Regions from separate parts of the Homo sapiens genome. Here regions 2 and 3 are each linked to region 1. The links are chromatin loops, found by intact Hi-C in ENCODE. Cell type or tissue: CD4-positive, alpha-beta T cell. All regions are shown on one strand. Links, peaks and the distances in the headings refer to the core of each region. The heading gives the core; the rest is flanking DNA.

Region 1 (6,612 bases), core at 2,243-4,742:
CCACCCCCACCCAAAAAAAATGTTAGCAAGATTGGAAAAATGAGCCTTTTCCAACAGGATAAAAAATAGAGTAAGTTTCCCTGATAATCCAGCCCCATTAGCTTTGGGGGCTGGGGCAGATGCAACGTAGCTGTTAAATGGAGACCTGGGAGAGCTCTGAAGAGTTGTTGCAACATTGGCTCAGCGTGGAAGCTTTGCAGGGAATTGGAAGGCTTCATCCCTTATTTAAACCACATGGAGTGAGTAGTGAGTCTATTAAAAAATCAGTGATACCTGTTGTAGCCCACACCTCAGGATGCTGCAGCAGGCCTTCCTCATTAGAAGGCAGGCAGGAAGACATAGAGCATAACAAGACCCTTTTGTCTCTCAGACAGGTGGTTCCTAGATTATTATGTCTTCCCAGCCTCAGTCCACTGCAAGATCATCCAGATGTTCAAGTCTGGTCTTCCATGTCTAGCCTGGGTTTTACTCTCCACTTAAGGACCATGGCCTGTGTCTCTTTTCCAGGGATGGAGTCTGCTGGCATCCATGAAACCACCTACAACAGCATCATGAAGTGTGATATTGACATCAGGAAGGACCTCTATGCTAACAATGTCCTATCAGGGGGCACCACTATGTACCCTGGCATTGCCGACCGAATGCAGAAGGAGATCACGGCCCTAGCACCCAGCACCATGAAGATCAAGGTACTGTTCAGTGACAGACCCAGTGGCAATGCCGCCAGCAGTGTCAGCCCTATAACCACAGATAAGAACTCTTCAGAGACTGTATTTTGGTGACATGCAATTGTGGGTTTTAGGGGTAGGTAATGGACACAAATCTCATATTTTACAGGATGTAAGTCAATCTAGTTCATAAGAAAAATTGAGTTACTTTATATAAAATTTGATCTCTATTTATCCTTGTCTGTCAGCTACTTTCAGTAGCTGCAGTCAAAGTCAACAGAGCTCCCCACATGCTCATCTCTCTTTAAAATATGCATTTTGTTGTTTTTCTCGACACAAAAATAGTGCATCATGCATGTAACACATTTTTTAAAAATACTGATGACCTAGACTTATTTCTGAAGAACTTCAAACACTGTAGATTTAGGAGGAGCTTATACTCTTCCTCCACTACTAACCTCAATCCTGTGGCCAAGAATTCAAATTTTATCCTCATTCCTCTGTCTAGCACATCTTTTGGTACAGGTGCTCAAAAGCACAGAATGACTCTAGGATGACCAAGCTCAGTCCCTGAGCCACCCAGGACCCCTGTATGTGGTGTGAATGTTGAGCCCTAGTGAAGGGAACTCGGGGATTAAATGGAGATAATTCTTTGGAGGCAAACTTAACCTGTGGCTGGGTCACTTCTCAAAGGTTATTATCACTCTCTGAAGTCAGAAGGCCACACTTGGGACCCTCTGACCCATGTCACAGGAAGTAGAGGGGCAATTCTAGTGCAGTTCACACACGTGGGTATTTAAACAAATTATCTCCTCTTTGCACTCCCTTCTGTTTTTAGAAGGAGTATGCAGCTAACACTAGAGAGTGTGCTAGACTGAAACATGCACACTTTCTCTCTCCATGATAGGCTCTGGCTAGTCCTGCCCTAAAAGACTTCAGCATGAGAGAAGAGAGACTGTTTTCCAACAGCGTTTGTGTTTCTTGGATGCCATTCTGATCAGCTCTTACCCCCCTTACTTCCACACAAGAGGGAGGTGAATGAAGCCAGTAGCTGGGCTCACTACTGAGTTGATCTCATGAGGGTCGATAACAGAAAGAGGCTATTGCTAGAGTTGGGCAGTTCCTAGTTCTCTAAACTTGGTTTCTTGAATAGAAATTAATGTGAAACTCTGGGCCCCGATGTAATGAGATAGTATAGAGAACCAAGAAAAACCTAGGACAATAAGATGATAACATTTGGCAAAAATGAAACTGGATGAGAGACCTATGGGAACTCCCATAGAATTTGTCATAGGCTGTTCTTGCGTTGCTATAAAGAAATACCTAAGACTTGGGTAATTTGTAAAGAAAAGAGGTTTAACTGGCTCACAGTTCAGCAGGCTGTACAGGAAGCATAGCTCTAGCATCAGCTTCTGGGGAGGCCTCAGTCTCAGAAAGCTTCGAATCATGGTGGAAGGCGAAGCAGGGGCAGACACCTCACATGGCAAAAGCAGGGGCAACAGAGAGGGCAGGGGTGGGGGGAGGGTGCCACACACTTTGAAATAACCAGATTTCATGTGAACTCGGAAGAAGAGCTCACTTATCACCAAGGAGATGTCCTAAGCCATTCATGAGAGATCCACCCACGTGATCCAAACACCTCCTACCAGGCCCCACCTCCAACACGGGGGATTACATCTCAACATGAGATTTGGAGGAGATATCCAAACTATACTAAATTCTTTACAACTTTTCTGAAAATCTAAAATTGTTCCAAAATAAAAAGGTTATTTTTAAAACCAAACCAAAACATAAAACCACCTGGGAGAACCCAGGTTTGAATATCAGATCTGACACTGATATAACCGGTGTTACCTGGGCCAGTTACTTAAACTTTCTCAGCCTCTGTTTCCTCATATGTAATATGGGAGTAATTTAAGACTTATTCTTCAAGATGTTTATGAGAATCAAATGAGATAATACATGTAAAATGCTTAGCATAGTGCCTGGCATATAATTACATGCTCAGTAAATATCAGTACTTTGTATTAAGAAGTAAATGCTCAGAAGATAAAGATTAAACTGGTTAGCCAGTTTTCACTGTTCTCTGTGCCTAAACCATTCATTTATTTAAGAAACATGAGCATGCCTTGCAGGTTAGGCCTGTGCACTGGGAAAGGCCAACCAGTGCAGCTTAAGAGGCACCTATTGCAAGGGAATGTCCCCAGCAGGGGACCCTGAGTTCCCCAATGTTAAACAGAGCATCTGGGTGAAAAGTGGTAGTTCACTTCACCACGTGGAAACACATTTGTATACTAAGTCCTAGCACAATTAAAACTTCTCCTTTGAATAGGCTAGGGTTTGTTTCTACAGAAAGTGTATCGTGTTGAATTCTGAGGCAGAGTTCATGGAAATCAGAGGCATTGCCAGGGTTCTTAAGTGGGGGCCATGGCTGGATTTGGAGCCAACTTTCAGTTTGCTCAATAATGTGGTCGAAGAGTTACAGGTGAGAAAAACGAATGTGCTTACTGAAGAATTTCTAAATCCATGGCTCCCTCTGGCGGTCCTGCCAAGAACATGACACAATTAGGACACAATTGGCATCTAACAGACAAGCCTGTGTCCCTGCTGAACAAGAAACTAGGCCATGGTAGAACATCCAGGCTCTGTCCTACCGCACTAACGACTGCACTAATGATGACATTAATGACCATTCTTTTTCATCTTGACTGACAGATCATTGCCCCTCCGGAGCGCAAATACTCTGTCTGGATCGGTGGCTCCATCCTGGCCTCTCTGTCCACCTTCCAGCAGATGTGGATCAGCAAACAGGAATACGATGAAGCCGGGCCTTCCATTGTCCACCGCAAATGCTTCTAAAACACTTTCCTGCTCCTCTCTGTCTCTAGCACACAACTGTGAATGTCCTGTGGAATTATGCCTTCAGTTCTTTTCCAAATCATTCCTAGCCAAAGCTCTGACTCGTTACCTATGTGTTTTTTAATAAATCTGAAATAGGCTACTGGTAACTTCTTGCGTTGGCCTCCGATCAATACTCGACTGATACCATTTGTTAGGTTGACCTCACCCGTTACAGGATGGCTCCCTCTAGTGGTCCAGCTGAGCACATGGCAATTAGGATGGATATGTTTCTCAGGCAAAGGGTAGAATCACATTACCTGAAGTGGGGAGCTGCACTTCGGTTCTGTAAAGAGGAATAATTTGAGAATACATTGGAGATTTTAAAAAATAACATGGATTAAAGTGTATCAATGGGATAATCTACAGTACCTCACAACTTGCAAAGTGATTATATTACTTTACACTCATAACCCCAGTACTGGTAACCTGATGGGTGAAAAGAAAATAATTACACACACACACACACGTATATATACACATATACACACATATATATGTATGTGTGTGTGTACATATATATATGTATGTGTGTATATATATATATGTGTGTGTGTGTGTGTGTGTGTGTATTAGAGATAAGGTCTCACTCTGTCACCCAGGCTGGAGTGCAATGATGTAATAATAGCTCATTGCAGCCTTGATGCAGCCTTGAACTTCTAGGCTCAAGCAATTCTCTCCTCTTGACTTTCCAAAATGCTGGAATTATAGGCATAAGCCGCTGTGCCTATATATCTTAAAAGTCATATCTTGTATATTAAAAGTCACACACACACATATAGATACATTTCCCATACATATATACATATATATGTGTGTGACTTTTAATATACAAGATATGACTTTTAATGCATATACTATGTATTAAACTTATATACATATATATACACATACATATATACATATAGAAACAGGTGGTCTGACTTTTATGTTTATTGAGGGAAACATGGATTTTTTAAAAAACATTGAGAAACACTGCCTTAAAATCTCACTACACATCTGGACCATCTGTTTCCCTTCTCTTGATCTATCTGTCTTTGAAAAGGATACTATGGATATATTCACGCCAGAAGGAATGAGAGAGAGAACAATACTTTCCAAGGACCATTAGCATCAATCATCAGGTAAGGGTTTTACACATATCATCTCTCAGCTGTTCTTCACAACTATCTGGGGAAGTATTATCAGCGCACTTTATAATTGAGGAGACAGAGATTGCTCTAGAAATGCAATGGGATAGGAGAGCTACCAACTTCCATTTGGCCTGAAAGGCACAAAGATATAAAAAAATACTGACCCTGCTGTTCAGGGTCTTAGCCTCAGAGCACTCCTTGCCCAGGCTGTTCACCATCCTCAGTTGCTCCCAAGCTGAGAGCTGCTTGCCCTCCAGTGCATAGTGTGTGTCGGAAGCCACTGGTTGTCCTGAGGAGTTAAGGTGGCTCTGTCTGTGGCAGCACCTCACTGCAGAGACCTCCAGGCCCAGGACTGAGTGTCTGTTTGGTCTAGAAAACCCGAACTCCCCTAGTCTTCTCTGGCCCTGTAACTTGCAGATAATTAGGATTAATACCACAAATAATAAGAGCTGGGATGTACTGGTGCCTGCCATGACCAGAGCCTGAATCAAGCTCTTTATATTAGGATCCCATTTTCTCCTGCAACAGCCCTGTGAATTTTGCCTGACTTTAAAAAAAAATAGAGATGGGATCTTGCCATGTTGCCCAGGCTGGTCTTGAACTCCTGGGCTCAAACGATCCTCCCACTTTTTGGCCTCCTAAAGTGCTGGGATTACATGCGTGAGGCACAGCACCTGGCCATTACTGCCTTTTTACAGAAGAGTAACTGAGGCTAGCAGCAGCCCAATGTCATGCTGCTGGCAGAAGTATCAGCTTGCTCCTTCTTGTGCTTGGTTTCCAATTCATGTTTTTAGCCATTAGGCCAGCATTTCCCAAAGAATAGGCTACACGGACCAACCTCATCGGAAGCTCATTTTAAATGGGTAGAGCCCTGGGTCACATCTAACACCCGCTGAGCTAGAATCTCTGGAGCTGAAGCTGGAAACCTGAACTTCAATCAGATTTCCCTGGTGATTCTTATGTACATCAAAATTTAAGAACCACTGGAATATGATCGAGGGAAATCTTCCAGCTGCAAATTCATGCTTGCCATGCAGGGGCACCTCATAGCCACTAGATTTAAACTTAAGGATTAGTGTGCAGATACTTGCCACCAGATCACTTTCATAATTGAGGCAGAAATCACCAACCATTGCTGTCATCTCTACAGGGTTTCCTTGGAGTAAAACTGGTCTGTTGCACTGCTGTACTTCATATTTACCACCAGGCGGCATGAGCTCCTAGTAAAGCAACATTCTTGGAACAGCCTCTCAGGCTGAAACAGCCATGCCCAGAGGCAAAAATCAGGCAAACCAGAACCACCCACTGAATACGCATTAGTGAAATTTTAGCTCCTTGTGAGCCACTCAACTGCAGTGCCTAAGCACCCTCCTCCCAGTCATCTATCAGTAATTCATCCCCTGACTCCATGAGATGCCCAGTGACTTAATAAAGGGCTGGGCTTTGCACAGGTGGCTGAGTCCCCTTCATGAGCGTCACACCAATCTCCAGAGGAGACAAAACCAGCAACATACAGGTTTGGCAGCCTTCTGAATCCTCTTCTCTCCTCTAACAATAGCAAACCAGACTCTCAAAGGAGGGGAACATCCTTCTATGACTATAAAATTTTCCTATGACAGGCTTTTGCAACTCTGGAGGACAGCATGGGTTTCTAATGACATTAATTCACATCATGCTGCCATTACTGTGAGCAGATGTGTGGGAAGAGGCATTATTTACTTAAAAATAATCCTCTGTTGTCTTGGGAGGCCGAGGCAGACAGATCACCTGAGGTCAGGAGTTCAAGACCAGCCTGGCCAACATGGTGAAACCCCATCTCTACTAAAAATACATAATTAGCCAAGCGTGGTGGCACGCACCTGTAATCCCAGCTACTCAGGCATCTGAGGCAGGAGAATTGCTTGAAACCCAGG
Region 2 (2,500 bases), core at 1-2,500, 77 kb before region 1:
GTTCTGTAATACATCTAGCTGATTATGAAGGAAAAGTTTCTTAAGCCTCAGACTATTGTGTCTTATTGTTACTTGATTATTTTTAACTATGAGTATTCATTATAAATTTAAACAAACTGCCTGATAAATGCTTTATGCTGAGCAGGTAGAATTGTATGAGAAATAACAAGATCCCATAATATGTCACTGAAATTAGTAACATTATTTTACTCTGAAATTGGCCTATTACTCTAAAGGATGCCATCTCTATGAAATAAAATGATAAAAGCCTTACCAGATAAATTTATTGCCACTGTTTCCTAGAAAGCAAAAAATGGAAGCAGAGAAAGACAAATAAAAATATATCTTTAGAATATTCTAAATGTGAACTTCTAATTTTTCCTTAATTCAGAAAGAAGTACAATCAGTTGCTTGATGTATAAAATTAGGAAGCTAGATTAAGTGATTAAGAAGGTTACTTTTACCATTCAATTTTTATTCTGAAAGGTTCCGGCCTTGCCAGAAACTAAGCAATATTGTCTTAGTTTTTAAAGGCAAGAAACCTAAAGAATTCATAAAATAGGTTGAGGTTATTTTTCATATAGACTTATTAAAATAAATAATAAATATAACTACTCTAAAATTTTCTTCCCTGTAACTATTCTTATTCTTAATACCAGAAAATGGCTCAAATTGAAATTTTTTTTACCATATTAATTTAAAGAATCCTAACTCCCACTGAGCCCTGGCCCCAAATAAGAAAATAATTCCATTAAGTGCAACTGGTTTCTTTTCTCGGTGTATTTCTTGCTATCTGAAATATATTGATACCATGTTGGGAAAAGATATGGTGAGACATAAGGTCAACCGGCAGCCAGAGAAAGTTAAGCTGTGCCCTTATGACAAACTTTAAGAGCAATCTCTTTGCTCAGGCTTGGATACTGAACCCATGCCTGGTAAAGGCTGTTTCTCTGCAGGGATAACAACAACACGGAACATGGAGGTTGGCCAAGTTCTTTTTTCAGCTCATTTTCAGCACACTCTCAATTCCCTCCTTTGTTGATTCTTACGGTTTTTGTGTACAAGTTTACTTTTAATTTGGGTACCATATCATAATTCATCTGTGAGGCCCCTTTAACCTATGCACCCACAAACACAAGCAATGTTTAAATAAAGAAAGTAACAGGCCGGATGTGATGGCTCACACCTATAATCCCAGAACTTTGGGAGGCTGAGGCAGAAGGATTGCTTGAGGTCAAAAGTTTGAGACCAGCCTGGGCAACAAAGTGAACCCTGTCTCTATAAAAAATAAAAATAAAAAATTAACCTGGCATGGTGGTGCATGCCTGTAGTCCCAGGGTCACAGTTGAGGCAGGAGGATCACTTGAGCCCAGGACTTTGAGGCTGCAGTGAGCCATGATTGCACCCCTGCACTCCAGCCTGGGCTATGGAGCAAGACTCCATCTCAAACAAAATGAAACAAACAAGAAACAAAAAAGTAAAAGGAAGTAACAAAAAGCCAAATCACTAATTTCTCTATTTTTCTTTTCAAGGAAAGCTGATACCTATTTCAATACCTACAGGATTTAAAGTTGGAGATTCATGAGAACCTTGGTTTTCCTTTCTGTGCTTTCTGCATGTTTTCTGTACTTCCTTTCTCTTCACTGAAAGAACAAAGAAATTTTATCAACTCAGGTCTCAGCCTTGTAGAATGCATGTGAGAACATACTTTCACACTAAGAGAAATATAAGAAGGAAAAAGGAGAAATTCAGTGAAACTTAAAAGTGGCCAAACATCGCAGGAGACCGCTGATTTTGGAACTTTCGTACTACTAAGTCAAGTGTTCTAGTGAAAGGACATATCTTAATTAGTCATCTAATTACCACAGGCTGGCCTAGCAAGGAGATGGCTTTTGACTTACCATATGGCAAGCACCACTCTCTGTCCAGCAAAGATGTGGACGGCAAGACTATGGCAGGATGCAGAAGCCGTAGGACAAGCAAGTCAACATCAACTTGCTATGGATGCCCAGAAATGAAATACACACACAAATAACTCAAGCATACATACTCAATAGGTGTATGCATTAAAGTCAATGTGAGATAGAAGAATCTGTATGTCTCTGAGCACAATTACAGTGCTTAAATATCCCAAATGTATTTTCAGCTAAACAACCGCTAAAGGCAAGGCAAACTTTCTTCTTCAACTGAACTGAAGAAACAGATAATTGTTCTGAGAAGGGAAAATTGAATACTTCTAAGTTACTGAAAGTTGGTGTGACCCTGTAGTTGATGAATGACTTAAAGGGATTTTTCTAGACTAATTATGATAATATCTAATTTTGGCTTTTCTACTGACTCTACTAAGTCACCTTTGTATAACATGTGTCCCCATAGTATTTTAAGTTAAGAAGGAGAAATAATTAAAAACAAGCAATTAGGCCGAGGAAGAGGAGGCAGTGAAGTACAAGTTTTTAAAGTGTTCCCTGCAATGTGTTTCCTGGGAATGCCTTTGCTTCTT
Region 3 (2,500 bases), core at 1-2,500, 630 kb before region 1:
CACTACGCACAGCTTACACTTAAGGAGTAGGGAGTTAGGCGCCGACTTGCACAATTCATTTTGAATTCTTCTGCATGGAAAGACTCCACAGATTACCCCTAGCTCTCAAAGCAACGTGGTGGGAATTCACTTGCAGGGATTTGCCTAGTGCCCTCGAGGTGGGTGCTGCCTCTCAGGCAGCCTGGTGCCTGGATCTCACTGCTAGAACAGGCATCAGAAAGATGCACACTGTTGTGTTTGTTGGGCTTGATGCCTCGGCATTTAAATTTAAGCTGAGATTCTCCACATGGTGTGTTGTTTACCATTAAGCTCCAGATCAGAAACCACTTCTCCTGGAATCTTTCCTGTGTGACCACCCTTCCTGAACCCCGTCTGTGAAGTGTTGTCATCCATCTCCAGTTGACCAGAATAATTATCTTTTATCTCCTCTGTGCCACTTACCACCTTCTACCTTCTAGTACTATTATTTAAATGTACAACTTTTCGCCATTCAGTTACATATTTTACAAACAGAAACTGATTTTTACAGCTTTGTCTTTTTTTTTGTAGTGCCTAGAACATTGCCTTAGTTAATATACGGCAGGACAAATATGGTTTATTATATGTTTTGTGTAAATATGAATATTACAAAGTAATGTGCCTATAGAATTATTGTGCTTAAAGCAAACAATTCAGTGGCATCTAGTACATTCACAATCTCGTACAACATCTAGAACATTTAAAGCATCTACTTTCAAAACTTTTTTGTCACCCAAAAGAAAACATGCCCTTTAGCATTGACTCCACATTTCCCCCTTCACACAGCCCCTGGCAAGCACCAATCTGCTTTCTGTCATGGTGGATTTATCTATTCTGGATGTTTCATGTAAATGGAATCATATGTTATGTAACTTTTTGTGTCTGGCTTCTTTTGCTTATAACAATGTTTTTAAGGTTCATCCACATTGAGCAGGTGTCAGTGTTGCCTTTCTTTTTATGTCTGAGTAATTGTTCTGTAATTTTGTCATTTATTGCAGGTATATTACATCTGCCCTGATTTTACCGCTAGATGGCATTACTTTCCTGGGAATTTCCTGGTCATTGCCCATACTGGTTAGTGAAATTAACCAAACTAAACTATGAAATTATATCAGTTCAATTTGAAAATTAAAAATTTTTAATTTTAAATTTAAATTTGAAAATTAAAAATTTAAAACTTTTAAAAATTTAAAAATTGGGCAATTTTTAAAGTTGCCCAATAAATTAGCATCTGTAGGCATTCTTTGACAGATAAAACCAAAGAGGTGGTATTCATAATGAGGTTTACAAATAATTCAAATGATGTAAATTTCTCAAAATATAAGCAATACAGATTTCTTTGCATTGTGTAGGAAGTACTGGGACCTTGAAAGCAAGATGGTGGAGACATGGGGACACCTGGATGAAATGTTATAATGCACACAAAGTTGTCAATTCAGTACCTGGCTTGCAGCACTTTTGGGCTAATTAGGTAAAGACCAGGCAGATGCAGCCCTGTAGGCTGGCAGTTTGGCAAGCTGAGTGGGGATTAGATGTGTGTCCACACACACACTCTTGGGTGGCAAACTTGCCCAATGAACAACCTGTGGAACGATTTCTGGAGGCCCTGGAGCTAGCTGTTGTCATTAAGAGACAGCATGACACAGTAGTCAAACTGTCTTCTGGATTACAAACTGATACCTAGTAACACAGTAATCTTTCTGGACCTTGGTTCCTTACTTGTGAAATGAGATAATGTTATGTTCACCTCACTGGGTCGTTACGCAAACTAAATGGTGACCGCAAGGAAAATAAATAGAACAATATATGGCAAATGTATATATTCCATAAAATATTAAGTATTATTAATATTACCCAGATAGACAAGTTCTCAATAACAGACAAGGTAAAATTGCACATTCCAACCCTTTGATGGTCTTAAGGCATAGGATTTAGGGTGGTGAGGCCTTGAAGGAAAGACCGTCCTCTGCTCAAAGCTCCCTAATAGGAATGCTGTAACCAAGTGGTCTTGCAGAGAATCATGAGTAGTTAAAACCTTTTGAGAACTGTCCAAATTTAGGGATGTGTGGAATTCTTTCTTCTAACTCTGTACTCTTATTCACTATCTTCGTTCTGATGTTAAATAAAACATTTTTGGTGATCTTATGAACTGTTAAAATGAAAATAAATCTTGGAACTCCAAAATCACTTAGCCAAAGGGAAAAGTCAAGCTGGTAACTGTGTCAGGCAAAACTGCCTCCCATTTTATTCCTAAATAAGATAGCTTCAAAGATTTTTAAAAAGCTACACACCTCCCTCACAATTGGCCCACTAGGAAATTCCTTATGGGCCCCCATTTATCCTAAAATGGTTCTGTTGAATGTTACCCTGACAATGTAAATTGATAGCTTATCTTCCCAGGTGTGAAGGCTAGAACACAAAAGCTTATCTTCACAAAGGATAGAACTGTAAGTAAGTCCTCTGCTTACCTGAGACAAATGAC

Evidence for each region. Peaks named below come from ENCODE experiments on the same cell type or tissue, not always from the same donor. Only the 100,000 strongest peaks of a DNase experiment are listed, where the experiment ranks them.
Region 2: it touches region 1 in a loop (4-fold over the local background); 20 of 110 quality-filtered maps call a loop at or near these places.
Region 3: a loop joins it to region 1, with 3 times the contacts of the local background. A loop is called at or near these places in 6 of 110 quality-filtered maps.

Annotation. Positions count from the first base shown.
Region 1 is chr10:88,932,138-88,938,749 of GRCh38, reverse strand. It overlaps ACTA2 (actin alpha 2, smooth muscle), which reads left to right. Exons shown (of 9, transcript NM_001613.4): 8 at 508-689; 9 at 3,384-3,676. The coding sequence ends at 3,527. ACTA2-AS1 (ACTA2 antisense RNA 1) reads right to left here and starts at 6,066. Exons shown (of 5, transcript NR_125373.1): 1 at 5,791-6,066; 2 at 4,864-5,109; 3 at 3,177-3,852; 4 at 274-538. RefSeq lists an enhancer at 6,376-6,475. In CD4-positive, alpha-beta T cell, for the core only: CTCF peaks have their summits at 3,237 (motif pointing left), 3,436 and 3,673; DNase peaks (open chromatin) are centred at 3,199 and 3,739.
Region 2 is chr10:89,011,142-89,013,641 of GRCh38, reverse strand. FAS (Fas cell surface death receptor) reads right to left here. Exons shown (of 9, transcript NM_000043.6): 7 at 1,561-1,643; 8 at 275-299. Among named protein-coding and RNA genes, the nearest start is that of FAS-AS1, 19 kb to the right of the region's middle. In CD4-positive, alpha-beta T cell, for the core only: no CTCF peak of the experiment used is centred there; no DNase peak of the experiment used is centred there.
Region 3 is chr10:89,562,600-89,565,099 of GRCh38, reverse strand. No RefSeq gene overlaps it. Among named protein-coding and RNA genes, the nearest start is that of SLC16A12, 28 kb to the right of the region's middle. In CD4-positive, alpha-beta T cell, for the core only: CTCF peaks have their summits at 872 and 1,072 (motif pointing right); a DNase peak (open chromatin) is centred at 1,039.